Regions from separate parts of the Homo sapiens genome. Here all the other regions are linked to region 1. Evidence: chromatin contacts called from ENCODE Hi-C or POLR2A ChIA-PET data. All regions are on one chromosome and are shown on one strand. Each heading gives the region's core, a stretch centred on a gene start or an enhancer-like site at or near the end of the contact. The rest is flanking DNA. Distances are from core to core; before and after follow the strand shown.

The links. Hi-C counts contacts between places; a loop is a spot of excess contacts on that map. ChIA-PET counts read pairs that join two places held with the same protein, here RNA polymerase II (POLR2A). Pooled maps may share reads with other maps.
Region 2: a loop to region 1 is called in a pooled map, with 7 times the contacts of the local background. The contact joins two enhancer-like sites. A Hi-C loop is called at or near these places in 3 of 37 single-sample maps with no recorded cell type and 2 of 50 pooled maps.
Region 3: a pooled map shows a loop between it and region 1 (17-fold over the local background). The contact joins two enhancer-like sites. A Hi-C loop is called at or near these places in 3 of 50 pooled maps. POLR2A ChIA-PET finds 5 or more read pairs at or near these places in 2 of 52 experiments (activated CD4-positive, alpha-beta T cell and naive thymus-derived CD4-positive, alpha-beta T cell).
Region 4: a loop to region 1 is called in a map of OCI-LY7, with 6 times the contacts of the local background. The contact joins two enhancer-like sites. A Hi-C loop is called at or near these places in 1 of 168 maps with a recorded cell type or tissue (OCI-LY7), 1 of 37 single-sample maps with no recorded cell type and 2 of 50 pooled maps. POLR2A ChIA-PET finds 5 or more read pairs at or near these places in 2 of 52 experiments (OCI-LY7 and activated B cell).
Region 5: a loop to region 1 is called in a pooled map, with 4 times the contacts of the local background. The contact joins the promoter of KLHDC4 here to the enhancer-like site in region 1. A Hi-C loop is called at or near these places in 1 of 168 maps with a recorded cell type or tissue (OCI-LY7), 19 of 37 single-sample maps with no recorded cell type and 6 of 50 pooled maps. POLR2A ChIA-PET finds 5 or more read pairs at or near these places in 2 of 52 experiments (CD4-positive, alpha-beta T cell and activated B cell).

Annotation. Positions count from the first base shown.
Region 1 is chr16:88,045,447-88,048,146 of GRCh38, reverse strand. The region is part of intron 11 of BANP (BTG3 associated nuclear protein); the gene reads right to left. Among named protein-coding and RNA genes, the nearest start is that of BANP, 95 kb to the right of the region's middle. Within about 2 kb of position 1,403, at least 3 of the 41 ENCODE cell types and tissues checked have a DNase peak (open chromatin) inside an H3K27ac peak, as active enhancers do; they include OCI-LY7, where a contact is called at or near this core.
Region 2 is chr16:87,722,164-87,724,977 of GRCh38, reverse strand. The region is part of intron 7 of KLHDC4 (kelch domain containing 4); the gene reads left to right. Among named protein-coding and RNA genes, the nearest start is that of KLHDC4, 42 kb to the left of the region's middle. RefSeq lists an enhancer at 1-483. Within about 2 kb of position 1,522, at least 6 of the 41 ENCODE cell types and tissues checked have a DNase peak (open chromatin) inside an H3K27ac peak, as active enhancers do.
Region 3 is chr16:88,533,622-88,536,321 of GRCh38, reverse strand. ZFPM1 (zinc finger protein, FOG family member 1) reads right to left here. Exons shown (of 10, transcript NM_153813.3): 10 at 1-2,700. The coding sequence ends at 1,343. Among named protein-coding and RNA genes, the nearest start is that of ZFPM1-AS1, 3.9 kb to the right of the region's middle. RefSeq lists a silencer at 1,675-2,134 and enhancers at 1,776-2,337, 2,338-2,700. Within about 2 kb of position 1,426, at least 12 of the 41 ENCODE cell types and tissues checked have a DNase peak (open chromatin) inside an H3K27ac peak, as active enhancers do.
Region 4 is chr16:87,701,050-87,703,749 of GRCh38, reverse strand. It overlaps a transcript of KLHDC4 not described here. Among named protein-coding and RNA genes, the nearest start is that of KLHDC4, 64 kb to the left of the region's middle. RefSeq lists enhancers at 1-974, 1,010-1,259, 1,990-2,039 and a silencer at 1,380-1,439. Within about 2 kb of position 1,254, at least 6 of the 41 ENCODE cell types and tissues checked have a DNase peak (open chromatin) inside an H3K27ac peak, as active enhancers do; they include OCI-LY7, where a contact is called at or near this core.
Region 5 is chr16:87,764,657-87,767,356 of GRCh38, reverse strand. It overlaps KLHDC4 (kelch domain containing 4), which reads left to right and starts at 1,371. Exons shown (of 12, transcript NM_017566.4): 1 at 1,371-1,565. The coding sequence starts at 1,467. It overlaps LOC105371399 (a long non-coding RNA gene), which reads right to left and starts at 1,316. Exons shown (of 3, transcript XR_933871.3): 1 at 1,016-1,316. It overlaps LOC102724467 (a long non-coding RNA gene), which reads left to right. Exons shown (of 4, transcript NR_120309.1): 4 at 933-1,026. RefSeq lists enhancers at 1,276-1,335, 1,416-1,475, 1,459-2,083.

The DNA.
Region 1 (2,700 bases), core at 154-2,653:
AAATTCTACTCATATTTCAGTGTCCAAATTGAAAAACTGGTATGACAAAGTCACGGCCAGCTGCGGAAGCCACACAAGTCAGAGGGCCCAGCAGGCCTTGGTGCTCTTTGAGCCGGCCCTGCACGTCCCATCACCCATCAGCTTTCCTGCCCTCCCCAGGGGACAGCCCCCTAAGTCCCAGTGTTTGCTTCGGCCAAGCCCTTGCGGACCCTGCTAATCAGGGTTAAATTCAGATAGAATCTTCAAAATGTTTAAGTGACAGGACATAGTCATAGCAGTGTAAAAAGAAAGCACAGTCAAACCCAACATTTGGGTGCATTACTGCCAAGTACACCAAACATAGGAAGGAGTTCACTATGTACCACATTCCTAGCTCACTGGTATTTTAAATCCTCTGAGGACCTGAACGTGGTCTGCAGGAGTGCTCTGTGCTCTGTGGGGAGAACAGCTGTTCTGGGTGACTATTAGGAGTACACTAGGGCTGTTCCCACTAAGAACATCAGACTCCAGTGAGGCCCGGCGCCCTGAATTACTGCCCTTCTGGACATGTTCAGGAGGAGTCTGGATTTGAATAAGGATGCCACCTACAGCCATCCCAGCTCACACCCATGGGCACTGATCTTTGAGCTCCAATGAGGGCTGAAAGAACAAACATGCACCCTGTTCCATTCTACCAAGCCTGACTGATGCACACCCAAGCAGGGGGCCAAACTCAGCTTCCTGGTTTGGGGGAAGGAGCAAGGCCCATTCACTGACGTGCATGAAAATACTGCCTTGACTGACACTCTCACTACCTAACGGAGATGTGGGGAGAAACTGGCAGTTTTCGCCAAGGAACTGGGGCAAGCATTCTTGGCCCTTCCCCACCCTGGTGGTATCTTACTTTGGGCCCTTCCCCACCCTGGTGTCCTGCGTTACGTGACCCGCATCAAGCCCAAACTCCTGGCAGCCCCGGGAGCTCTGGCTTGGGATTTTAAACAACACAAACAATGCCACCTCCCACCCAGGACCGCACGAGTTCATGGCTCCCTAAGATCACCAAAACACGTTCACATGATAAGGATTTTTTTTTTTCTTTTTTGAGACGGAGTCTCGCTATGTCGCCCAGGCTGGAATGCAATGGCGCAATCTTGGCTCACTGCAAGCTCCACCTCCCGGGTCCACACCATTCTCTTGCCTCAGCCTCCCGAGTAGCTGGGAGTACAGGCGCCCACCCCCACGTCCGGCTAATTTTTTGTATTTTTAGTAGAGACGGGGTTTCACCGTGTTAGCCAGGACGGTCTCGATCTCCTGACTTCGTGATCTGCCCGCCTCGGCCTCCTAAAGTGCTGGGATTACAGGCGTGAAGCACCGTGCCCGGCCAACATGATATGGATTTTAAAGAACACAAACACAACACGGTGAAACCCCGTGTCTACTAAAAATACAAAAATTAGCCGGGTGCGGTGGCGGGTGCCTATATAATCCCAGCGACTCAGGAGGCTGAGGCAGGAGAATCGCCTGAACCTGGGAGACGGAGGTTGCAGTGAGCCAAGATGGCATCACTGCACTCCAGCCTGGGCAACAGAGCAAGACTCCGTGTCAAAAAAAATAAAAATTAAAAACATTTTTAAAAAATTAAAAAAAGAACATAAACAATGCCAACTCCCACCCAAGACTGCACGAGCTCACAGCTCCCTAAGATCACTAGAGCACGTCCACGTTATGCTGAGTATTTCTTTACCAAACCGTTTAATTCACGTGAAAGAATGAACTTTGTAGTCAGATTGCTTTACAGCGATGAGGTTCAGATGACCTGCTTTAAAAGGTTCCGTCCTGGTCATCATTTTCACAAGACGATACTTCCTAGTTAATTAACTAATGCTTTGAGTACGCAGTTTTAAAACAGTATCTCTAAAATCACACACACACACACATTCACACATGCAAAAGGCAGAAGTGAAAGGCCCACCTCCGCGTCAGGAGGCTCTAAGGGCCGCAGTCCAGTGACGTCACTCAAATGAGTTACTCCTCGTATGTGCACAGGGTAAAGCTTCTGTCTGCAGACCACAGCCCGCCTACTCACCACCTGGGCACCAGTGCCAGTGTGGTCAGTTTTTGAGGATGTGCACCGCCCCTCCCTGAGTGCTGGAGTGTGGACGGCACCTGCCAAGGGCAGCCCGGAGGCTGGTGAGTGCCAGGTGGGCCGTGTGCGCCCAGCGAAGCCCACCAACTTCCTGAGCAGGTGCTGCTGCCACCCCACTGCAGTGAAGAGGGCACTGAAGTACGAGGAAGCGACACTGCCAATCCCAAGACGACAGACACTGAGGGAGCGGCCGCCCTGAGACTGGGACACATGGCAACTCTCCCACCCCCCACCCATCCAGTTCTCTCCCAAAAGATCTGCCAACCACAGCCGGGCCCTCATCTGTGGCCAAGAAGAGTATTTGAGGAGGTGGCCTCAGGGAGAAGAAAGGTGCTGTGGTCAGGGTGGCACCACACCTCCAATTCTCCACTTTACTCACAGGCTCCCCCACCTCTGGCTGGTCTGAATGCCCGGCATAGCAGGGCTCTGTGGGGAGTGAGGGGAGCGCTTCTCTGCCGGGAATGAACGAGGGAGTCCAGCATGTTATGTTCGACAGGTGCTGCACAGGGAAGAAAGGTCCTTCCTGTTGCTGGAAGAGCCTGGGCTCTGGCCCCCAAGGGCTGCTCCTGCTGAGG
Region 2 (2,814 bases), core at 273-2,772, 320 kb after region 1:
GGTTCTGTTTTTCGTTGGACACCTGGGCTGTTTCCGTTCTTCAGAAGACACAGCCTTTGGAAGCAGCTGTGACTGAAGCTGCTATGAGCACGTCCATAATAATCTTTTGAGTGGCTGCGTGTGTTGGTTTCTCTTGGGTAAATAGATATCTGGAGTGGAGCTGCTGGGCCCTGGGGTGGGTGTGGGTGTGGGTGTTATTTAATAAGGAATGGTCAGCTCTCTTCCCGAAGCAGTGGCCGGTTCCACTTGTGCTGGAAATGTTGGGGAGTTCCAGTTGCCCCCTGTTCATACCAGCCCCAATGGCGTCAGTCTTTCTGTTTTTAGCTGCTCTGGTGGATGTGTGGTACCTCGTGGTTTTAATTCTCATTTCTCTCATGACTGCTGGTGTTGAGTGCTTTTCATGAGCTTGTCTTTCCTGAAGTGTGTGTTCATGTCTTCTGCTATTTTTAATGGGCTGTAGTTTTTGTTAGTGAGTTGCAGAAGGTGACATTCTGGACACCAGTTCTTTTCAGGTGTGTGGATTACAAATACCCTCCCAGTAGTGGCTTGGCTGGTCACCTTCCGAAGTGTTTGTTGATGAGAAGCTTTGAGTTTTTGATAAAATCTAATTTATTACGTTTTTCTTTTGTGATTATTGCGGTCTGTGATACAGGAAGACCTTGTTTAGCTTCAGTAACAAAGATTTTCTTTTATTTTTCTCTAAAAATGATATGGTTTCACAGTTAGCCCTGTGATCTGCCCGGGACTAATTCTCAAGAGCAGCATTAGGTGAGTGTTGAGGCTGTTTCCCCCATGTAGATACTCACTTGTCTCAGCAGCATCTGTTGGAAAGGCTTTTTAGGCCGAGCACAGTGGCTCACGCCTGTAATCCCAGCACTTTGGGAGGCTGAGTCGGGCGGATCACTCGAGGTCAGGAGTTCGAGATCAGCCTGGCCAACATGGTGAAACCCCATGTCTACTGAAAAATACAAAAATTAGCCAGGCGTGGTGGGGCGTGCCTGTAATCCCAGCTACTCGGGAGGCTGAGATAGGAGAATCACTTGAACCCGGGAGGCGGAGGTTGCAGTGAGCCAAGATTGTGCTGCTACATTCCAGCCTGGGCAATAGAGCAAGACTCATCTCAAAAAAAAGAAAAAAGAAAAGGCTTTTTATTCTCCATTGAATACCTTAGGAACCTTTGTTGAAAATCACATGCCTGCAGGAACATAGGTCTGTTTCTCCATTCTGATCCACGTTCATTCTGCTGCCTTGGCAATAAAGGATTTCAGCCTTTTAATGGCAGTTGGTCAGAGATTGTACCGAGTTGATCGGAATGACCCGATTTTTTTCTTGGTCATCTTTTGTTCTGCACAGAGAAAATCACCCTATTTTCTGGAGTAGTGGCTGGCATCGGTCAGGCTTGTCTAGATATTCTGGCATGTGGGAGGGCACTGAGAACAGGCTGACTTGGCTGAAAGCCAGGCAGGATGCCCCGGTCTAGTGCTTTCTCCCAGCAGATGTGTCGTAGAGTGCAGCAGGACGGTGAACAGCCAGACCGGCTAAGCTGTATCGCTTTCATCAGAGTCGCGTGTCATTCTCAGCAGCTGCTGTCTGCAGCCACGTGCACCCGCCCTCAGTCTGACGGTGGGTGATCTCAATCCACTTAGTTCAGTAGCTCTTGGCTCTGAGCCTGTGGCATTTGGAATTGCAGTGAAAAGCTTGTCTGTTTGGATTCATGAGAGATTTATCAGAATTAGCGAGAGATTTGAGTTGTGAATGGTTTGGAGTGTAAAAAAAAGTCAGTAGCCTAAGCAGGTGGTCAGCTGCGCCATGGCTGAAGCGGCAGTGTGCACGAACTGATAGAAACTTTGGTACATGGCCCGTACCTGAGCTTGGGGCTGGGGGAAGCTCGTCCTTGCTCTGGCGCCATTACACCCTCACCCGCCATGCTCTGTCCTCTTGGCATGACCCAGCTGTGCTGTGCTGCTGCGCGGCCCAGGCCAGAGAAGACCCCACACACTGTGGGCACACGCCTCTCTCCCACGCAGGCCCCGTCCATGCTCCCAGGAGGTCCTGCCACCCGCCACCCACCCTCACCTCACATTTCACTGAGCAAGTAGAGGTGGCTTGGAGAGTGCCTGACCCCTGCCCACTGCCATGCACTGCACTCTCCTGCCAGACCTGGCGCCTCCCCGGGGCCCTCAGGATCACACCACAGTGCAGCAGCTGGAGTGACCTGCAGAGATGCAAGCCAGGCCAGGTCTCCTCTATGCAGAACCCCCATGGTCCTCGTCTCAGCAGGGCGGCCCCAGTTTCCATCCCCCTGCGTGTCCTTGTCCTTCTGCTCACCATCCTCCCTGCTGGTTACAGACTTGGCCATTGTCTCTCAGCCCGGAGAAGAGAGTCTCACAGGGCCAGTCTTCTGTCCACTTGCGTGCCTGGTGCCTGGACAGTGGCGTGCTTGACAGTGTTTGATCAGATGAAGGCATTCTGACCGTGGTTCTGCATGGCAAGGCTCCAGAGTTTGACATGTGAAGAGCTCGGGTTCATGAAGTGGACAGTAGTGCTCAGAGCCTTGACCTTGGGGCTGGACCTGCCTGTAGATTAAGAGGAACTCACAGACACCTGCCCTCCTTCCTCCTCCTGTAACCAGATCCCGTCCCAGGCTCCCTCAGGAGATGCATCTGAGTAGCCTTGGGAGGACTTTAAACACCCTCCAGGCTCTGCGCTGCCACGAAGAACCGGCAGCTTTGGTCAGTATCGTAACCACGTTTTATAAATTCCGAGTCAGTCTGGGTCCAGCTAGTGCTTTGACTATGATGACTTGTATCCTAA
Region 3 (2,700 bases), core at 177-2,676, 490 kb before region 1:
GTCAAGCCTGTAGTCCCAGCTACTTGGGAGGCTGAGGCAGGAAGATGGTTTCAGCTCAGGAGTTTGAGGCTGCAGTGACTTATGATCGTGCCACTGAACTTCAGCCTGGGGAACCGAACAAGACCTTAGCTCTAAAAAATATAGGGTTGCCCAGCCTGGGCAACATAGGGAGACACCATTTCTACAAAAAACACAAAAACTAGCTGGGCATGGTGGTGTACACCTGTAGCCCCAGCTACTGAGGAAACTGAGGTGGGAAGATCACTTGAGCTCACGAGGTCAAGGCTGCAATGAGCCGTGAGTATCCCAGGGACTCCAGCCTGGGCAAGAGAGTGAGACCCAAAAATAAAAAAATAAAGTGACGTTGGGAATAGAAGAGTGTTTTTGTTCTCCAGTGAGAAAGCACGCTGGAGGCTGCCCACAGCCACCCAGCTGCAAACGGCACGGTGACACCGTGGCTGAACGCGGTCAGCCAAGTACTCCCTCAGTGTGGCCGGCCCATACAGCCCAGCAGGGCAGGGAAGACGGGGGGTGGGGGTGCCCTGACCCTTGCACCGACTCAGCCACCACAGGTGACTCCACCACACGGTTGTCCTCAGCCCTGGCTCTGAGGGAGAGATGCACCCACCAGTGAGCATCAGGACCCCCTCGAGGCCAGGGAATGCTTCGGCCTCGGTCTCCCTCTCCTGTCCACCTACTCGCCTGTTCTTCCCCCAGCCTTGGCCACCACAGGGCTTCATCCTCCCCAGGGCGCCCCCACCCCTGCCATCCCTGGTGGTCTGTGACTGGATGGGGGACATCGGACCCCCAGGACCATGCAGGGTTGGGGGATGGCCAGCCAGGTCAGTGCCCCTCTCTTCCGTGTCTGGCGGCCAAGTAGACCGTGGAGAGGGTCAGCAGTGTGGAGGCTGCTCTCCCTAGGGGGGTATGGACAGGGCTGGGGTGGGGTAGGCCCAGAGCGGCTGGCCCTGCAGTGGTTCAGTGTGTGCTGTGGCCTCCGACCTGACGCTCGGTCTAGCTCTTAGCACCCAGTGGTGTAACTCCGGCAGGGGCCCAGCCACTCCGGGCCGCAGTGGCCTGTGTACACAGCAGGGCTGGATGTGACACTGGCTGCGTGTGCCTGCTGGCTCAGAGAACTAGGCTGGCCCACCACCATGCTCATCAAACTGAACTTCTTTATTAAGTGCCAAGGGTCCAGGCGGGCGCTGCCCCCTGCGGCCCCCTCCGCCGAGGCCTGTGCGTGGCGGGGTTCCCAGGAGCGGCAGTCCGTGCGGCCTGGGGGCGGCCCCCTCCCCGCATCGCAGCGGGGCGTGCAAAGCGTCTGCGGCTGTAGTGTGGGCGCTCACTTCACGTGCTCGGCGGCGTGCGAGGAGCAGTAATACTTCTTGTGGGCGATGAAGGTGGACAGGCTGCTGAACTTGATGTTGCAAAGACGGCAGTACCGGTGGTTGCCGTTGGGCAGCGGCGCCGGCGTGCCCTTGCTGGGAGTCTGGACGCCCTTGTCCGAGTAGGAGGGGGGCGCCGGCGGGGGCGGCACGGCCTCGGGCGCGGCGGCCGGGGACGGGGGCGGGCCGGGCGGCGGCTCCTGGGGCTCCGGGCCGAGGCCGTCCCGGGGGCCACGGGACCCGGGCTGCGGGGAGGCGGCGGGGGCGGGAGCGGGCGAGGGGCCGCGGTCGGCCGGCGTCCGGGCCTCGACCCCCGGGCCGGCCAGGGGCGCGCCGAGCAGCAGGCCGTGCGCCAGGCGGAAATGCTCCAGCAGGTCCCCGCGCACCGGGCCGTTCGGGGGGCAGTAGGGGCAGGCGGCGGCGGGCAGGCCGAGCGCGCCGGGCGGTGGCGCAGCGGGGCACGAGTACTTCTTGTGCGCCAGGTAGGCCTCGAGGCTGTGGAAGCTCACGCGGCAGGCCGTGCACTCGTGGTAGTCGGCCAGCGCCGGTGCCGGGGCTCCGGGGAGCGGGCGCCGCGGCTTCTTGCTCAGGTCGATGGGGCCGTCGGCCGCGGGGCCGGGCGAGCGCGCAGGGGCGAGGCCGGGGCCGCTTCCGCTTCCGCTTCCGGGCCGCGGCGACTCGGGCGCGGGGGCGTGGCCGGGCGGCGGGGGGGGCGGGGCGCCGGCCGCGTGCAGCTCGTAGAGCTTGCGGCGTCTGCGCGTGCGCACAGGCGCGGCGGGAGAGGGGGCCGGGGGCGCGGCCGGCCCAGGGGGTCCCGGGGGCGCGGCCGGTCGGCGCGGCGGCGGGTCGTGGCGCGAGGCGCAGTAGTACCGCTTGTGCACGGTGTAGGTCTCGTGGCGGCTGAAGCGGATGTTGCAGGCCTCGCACAGCGTGCGGCTGGGGTCGTCCTCCGCGTCGTCCACGGAGCTACCCGGGCTCTGGCTGCCCTCGCTGCCCCGGCCGCCCGCGCCGTCCTCGGGCGTGGCCGCGCCCCCAGCCCCCTCCTCGCGCGCTCCGGGGCCCGGGGACGAGCGCGGCGCGTCGGGTTCGGCGGGCTGGCCGGGGGGCGCGCGGGCCGGGCCGGGGGGCGCCTTGGGCCTGCGCGCGGCAGGCGCGTCCTCGGGCGCACGGCGGCCTGAACAGTAGAGGCGCTTGTGCACGTAGTAGTTGTTGACGTTGCTGAAGGTGATCTCGCACTCGAAGCACGTAGCGCCCTTGGGGGCCCCGGGGAAGAGCCCGGTCTGCGCGCCGCCGGCGCCCGCGCCCGCGCCCTGCT
Region 4 (2,700 bases), core at 5-2,504, 340 kb after region 1:
GTACCACGGTGACCCGGCTTCCCTGAGTCCAGCTCACGCCCGTTTTCCTTGTCTCAACCTTCAGAGCCCTTCCAAGCCCCCACTGGCTGCAGCCCACCCAGGGGACCCACCTTTAGAGGCTGGACTCAGGCTTCACTGAGGGGTGAGAAGCGCAGGTTTACAAAGCTCTGGCTGGGAAGAAATTGAGTAACCACTCCCTGAGAAACAAACGGAGACGTTTAATTACATGAACGCACACATTTTAAAAACCGCCTGTGCACTCCCGGAGGGCAGAGCCTGCCTCTCTGGTTATTTTTGTGTCCTCCATTCACTTACAGGCTGTGACAAACCCTGTGCCCACGCTGCCTCCACTGCCGGGAGACTCAGGGCTGGGGGAGACATGCCCTGGTCACCACTGCGGAGACTCAGGGCTGGGGGAGACATGCCCTGGCCACCAGTGGTGAGCCAGCGAGACAGGACCCCACGCGCGCTGACCCGGGGACGCCATGGAACTCACTCGCGATTCCTGCACGCGCGCTGACCCGGGGACGCCATGGAACTCACTCGCGATTCCTGCTCACAGCACGTTTCCTGCTCGAAAACCAGGAGAGCCTCCACGTGCCGACTAGCTCTGTCCACACATCCATTGCGCAGCTCTGCAGCGGAAGGACCTTCAGTAAAGACGCTGGTTTGTAACGAGAGAAGCGTTCCAAAGTGTCACACGACATTGTTTATTACTAAAAGGAGCAGAATTTCTTTTTAATCTTGACAGTGTTGTTTTCGTAACAGTATGATTTAAACTGTTACATTCATTTAGGAAAACTTTTTTTCATTTCATAAGTAATCAAGCTATCTTTCCAGCTTAAAAGCAAAGAAAAAAGGCTCAGGGTAACTTTTTAAACCACTTCATCAATAAGAAAAGTTCTCTCTGTCATTGCACGGCGTGATTGTACACAGTATTAGCAAGCAGTTCACATGCGCCAGGGCCGACTTGGAAGGAAACACAGGTTAACACTGTTTCCTGTCCGAGTTCACAGAGATGTTTGCAGCAGGCTCAGTTGCTTTGGCAGCTGGAGCGAGGGTGCCTCTTCCGCGTGGCTCCCCTGAGCAGAGAGGCCCCTGTGGTTTTTTTCTCCGCCGGGCTCTGGGGACAGGGTTTCTGTGGAAATGGCAAATGGTGCAGATGAGCAGAGTCCTGCTAGAGAGGTCAGCTCAGCGTCCAGGAGGGGGCGCCTGCCCCCGAGGAGGCCACGGACATGCCTGGGAAGTTGCTGCCGGAGAAGTGTGCTCTGATGTGGCTACATTTGGGGACGCGGGCTCCCCAGAGGCCCAAGCGAGAAAGCCGGGGGTTCCCAGGCTGGGGGTGCAGGACGGGCCAGGCACTGCCCTGCAGGGCCCGCCCCCCTGCCCCTGCACCCTCACACCCATCTTCCTCTCTCAGCCTGACCCCAGGGCCTGGGAGCCCCCGGCAGACCGGCCCTCCTTGCCAAACAGTGGCTGCCCTTTATGGACTCGGCGCCTGGCAGAGCCACTGTGGAGGAGGAGTTGGCTGTCATGGTCAGGGGAGGCAGCCCTTGGGTTGTCAAGGTTGGTGGTCAACGTTGAACCCATATCTGCTGGAATCTCCCGGTCTGTTCCACACACGATCATGCGGGAAGCTCTGGGACCCGAAGGCTGTTCTGATCTCGGGGGTCACAAGTTCTCACAGCAGCCTGGGGTCACCAGGGACCAGACCCGGCGTTAGCCTCTGTAAGGAGCTGCCTGGCTGCTGGGCTGAGCTTTGTTGCAGGCCCAGGAAGATGACCAAGAAGGACAGAGCAGAGCCCCATCTACCACTGCTGGGAGGGCCCGAGGGAGCACGTGCACAGCAGAGCCCCATCCTCCACTCCCTGGGCTCGAAGAGGCTTCCTCGGTGTGGATGGCAGCTGTTAACGAGCAGTGGTGGTGCAGCTGGAGGCCTCTGTCCCATGGGGCACAGACGGGAGAAGGATGGCGGACGGGTGTGCACGCTTGGGAGGACGGGCGGGCGGCATAGGCCTGAGCAGGTGGCATGGGCGCACGAGAAGGGTGTGTCTGAGACAGGATGTTTATCCCAAATGCCAGGAGTGGACGAGGCGGACGAGTGGCAGTGAGGTAGGCATGTGAGGTTGTTGCCTGGCCCACTCTGCCGACCCCAGAAACCCAGCGGCCTGGGCCCAGCACCCGGCTACACATGGGGTGAGCTCACGCCCACACTGTGGCCTGTGCCCGTCACGGGGCTGCTTGCTTCTCCTAGGCTTGGGAACAAGCTGGCATGAACGCTGTGGCCGCATTCACAGCTCAGGCACTTCCACTTTGGGTTTCATGAAGAAACAGACTTAAAGAGCATTTGTTCCTAATGGGTGGGCTGAAGCTTGGGAGGAGCATTCAGCTTCTCTCCACAGTATGGCTTCACCTGTTCCTGAGCGCCCTGCTACCCTCTTGCTAACCTGGGTGGCTGAGGTCCTCTGCTTTGGTGGCGTTGACTTCCCGTCTGCAGCCAGCGCCAGGTGCCAGCCCCCGCCTCTGCTCATCGGGAAGCGCTGGCCTGCAGGTGCTTTGTGGTTGCCACGGACCCTTGTTCTGTCCCTTTCCAGCACCCACCCCCCACGCGCTGTGCATTCCGTAGTTCATTTTCAAGGCAGGGGGCACATGGTGAAAATACAGCCTGGCTTTTTTTCAACAAATGCAGCTGCACTCTTC
Region 5 (2,700 bases), core at 122-2,621, 280 kb after region 1:
GGATATTACCTATCTTTATTTCTCAGGCTCCACAAATTGAGTACCCTTTCAGGGTGCTATCATTAGCTCTAGCCTACCTATGAAGAAACAAAAGTCCTCCATGTTAGGACATTTGAGGACATGCCCTTAGTACCTAACAGTGTCTGGCACATTTTAAATGGGAAGGTGGAAGGGCCCCCCCATTTTTTTTTTTTTTTAAGATGGAATTTTGCTCTTTTGCCCAAGCTGGAGTGAAGTGGCTTGATCTCAGCTCATTGCAACCTCTGCCCCCTGGGTTCAAGCAATTCTCCTGCCTCAGCCTCCCAAGTAGCTGGGATTACAGGTGCCCACCACCACGCCTGGCTAATTTTTGTAGTTTTAGTAGAGACGGGGGTTTCACCATGTTGGCTAGGCTGGTCTCGAACTCCTGACCTCGTGATCCACTCACCTCGGCCTCCCAAAGTGCTGGGATTACAGGCGTGAGCCACCGCGCCCGGCAGGGACTGTCTTACTCAGGATCTGCAAAATCTTATAACTGTGTGAAATTTTTTTTCTGGGAAAAAAGCACTCATTTGTTTGGTCTGAGGGGAAAAAATGGGGCTAGCCCAAGAGTCGCCCACTTAGTTCTACCCAGGGCGAAGCAATGTGCCTTAACGGGGGGCACGTGCACCCCGGAAAACTCAAGAGAAAATGAGCCGGGCGTGGTGGGCTCCTGTGGTCCCAGCTACTCCAGAGGCGGAGGTTACAGCGAGCCGAGATCGCGCTACCGCACTCCAGCCTGGGCGACAGAGCAAGACCCTGCCTCAAAAAAATAGAAATAAAAAATAAAACTCAGAGGGCACGTCTCCTAGGACACGGGGACAGGCTAGGTGGGGGCACAGGGCGTGAGAATTGGCGAGCATGGCCGGGGTATGTCAGGCCGGGGCTGCCATCTTTTTTGTTTTTTGAAACAGGATCTCGCTCTGTCGCCCAGGTTGGGGTGCAGGGGCGCATTGCTGCCTGGAACTCCTTGACTCAAGCGATCTTCCCGCCTCACCTTCCCGAGGAGCTAGGACCACTGGGCGCGAGACACCACGCCCGGTTAATTTTTTTTTTTTTCTTCTGTAGCGACTGGGGGTGGGGGGTGGTGTCTCGCTTTGTTGCCCAGGCTGATCTCGAACTCCTGGACTCAAGCGATCCGCCCGCCAAGGCCTCCCAAAGCTCCAGGGTTACAGGCATGAGCCACCGCGCCCAGCCCGGGGCCGGTCATCTTTTCCGGGGCCTTATGCAGAGTCCGAGGCCCCCGAGCCCGCTGCCGAAGACGGAGCTCCAAGACCGAACCTCGTAAAGGGCCCAGCCGCACCTCTACCCGGAAGCGGCTCGAACTCGGGGCCGGAAGTGACTCCATTTCTGTGCGCCGAGCTCCGCCCCACGAGCACCTGTTTCCGAGCGGAGAGCGCGGGCCGTTTTCTTTCCTGGTGTCCCGTCGCGGCTTGGGACCCGGCAAGATGGGCAAGAAGGGCAAGAAGGAGAAGAAGGGCCGCGGCGCGGAGAAGACGGCCGCCAAGATGGAGAAGAAGGTGTCTAAGCGCTCGCGGAAGGAGGAGGTGAGCGGGTCAGACCGGGCTTAGCGGCCCGACGTCGCGGCCGTGCAGCCTCGGCCGACTCCCTGCGCCCCCCGGGGTTACGGGTCGGCCGTGGGAGCCGCGCCGGCCCTGCGGGAGAGCTGGAGGCCGTAGGAACTGCCCCGGCGCCGCGTCCGGGCAGCCCAGACGGGGCCCGCCCCCTCCTGAGTCTCCACGTGTGTCTGTCCGCTTCTCGGAGCTGCCCCCTTTAACGTGCTTGCTTTTCTTAGTGTGGTGTCACGGGCGTTTTTCTGCGTTTCCTCCCCCTCCTCCCTTCTCCCTCCACCCTCCCTCTGAAGGGAGGCTGGGTGGTGAGAAGAGGGAGGGGTTTGGCACAGGAAGACCTGAGGTTGAGCCGGGGGCTGCCTCTGCATGATGTGTGGTCTGGGAGTAAGACTCTTAACTTTTCTGAACCTTACTTTTCTTTCAAAAGAGGGCAAATAATCATCACAGCAGCCCTGAGCAGTGAGCAGCAGATGGTTAAGTGAAGAAGGCACTGGAGCCACGGGGTATCCCGTAGCAGCTGATGGCGGCCATCACGGTTGTCTCCTTCCCTCTGGTCCTCAGCCCGGGGTCTGCAGGAGGATCCGTCCTGACCTTGGGGTTGAGTGTTCTGCGGCTGCTGCTCATGGATTCCCTAACCGGGGCCAGTTTTATGGCCTGCCGTGCGCCAGGCACAGCTCCCTGGGCTTTACTCCTCACGAGCAGGTCAGTTCCGTAGCACTGGTATTCCCATTTGACAGGAAGACCAACAGGTGAACCATGAAGTGGTATGGAACTGGGATGTGACCAGATGTCCTGAATCAGGAGCTCTTGACCACAGTCCTTTGTCCCTTTTCTTCCTAAGTCATTGATCTCTCCATGTCCTCATCTCTTAAATAATGGAGTTGGACTTTTCCCTCACACTCCTCTTAGGCTCTTTCTTTTTTTTTTTTTTTTTTTTGACAGAGTCTTGCTCTGTCACCTAGGCTGGGCTGCAGTGGCATGACCTGCTGGCTAGGGTTGTGGCACAGGAAGTCAGTTCATCTGTGTGGTATCTTCAGAATGGTGCTTGGCAGAAAGTAAGCACTCAGTAACCAGCTGTTAGCTGCTTTCTGCTTTTTTTTTTTTTTTTTTT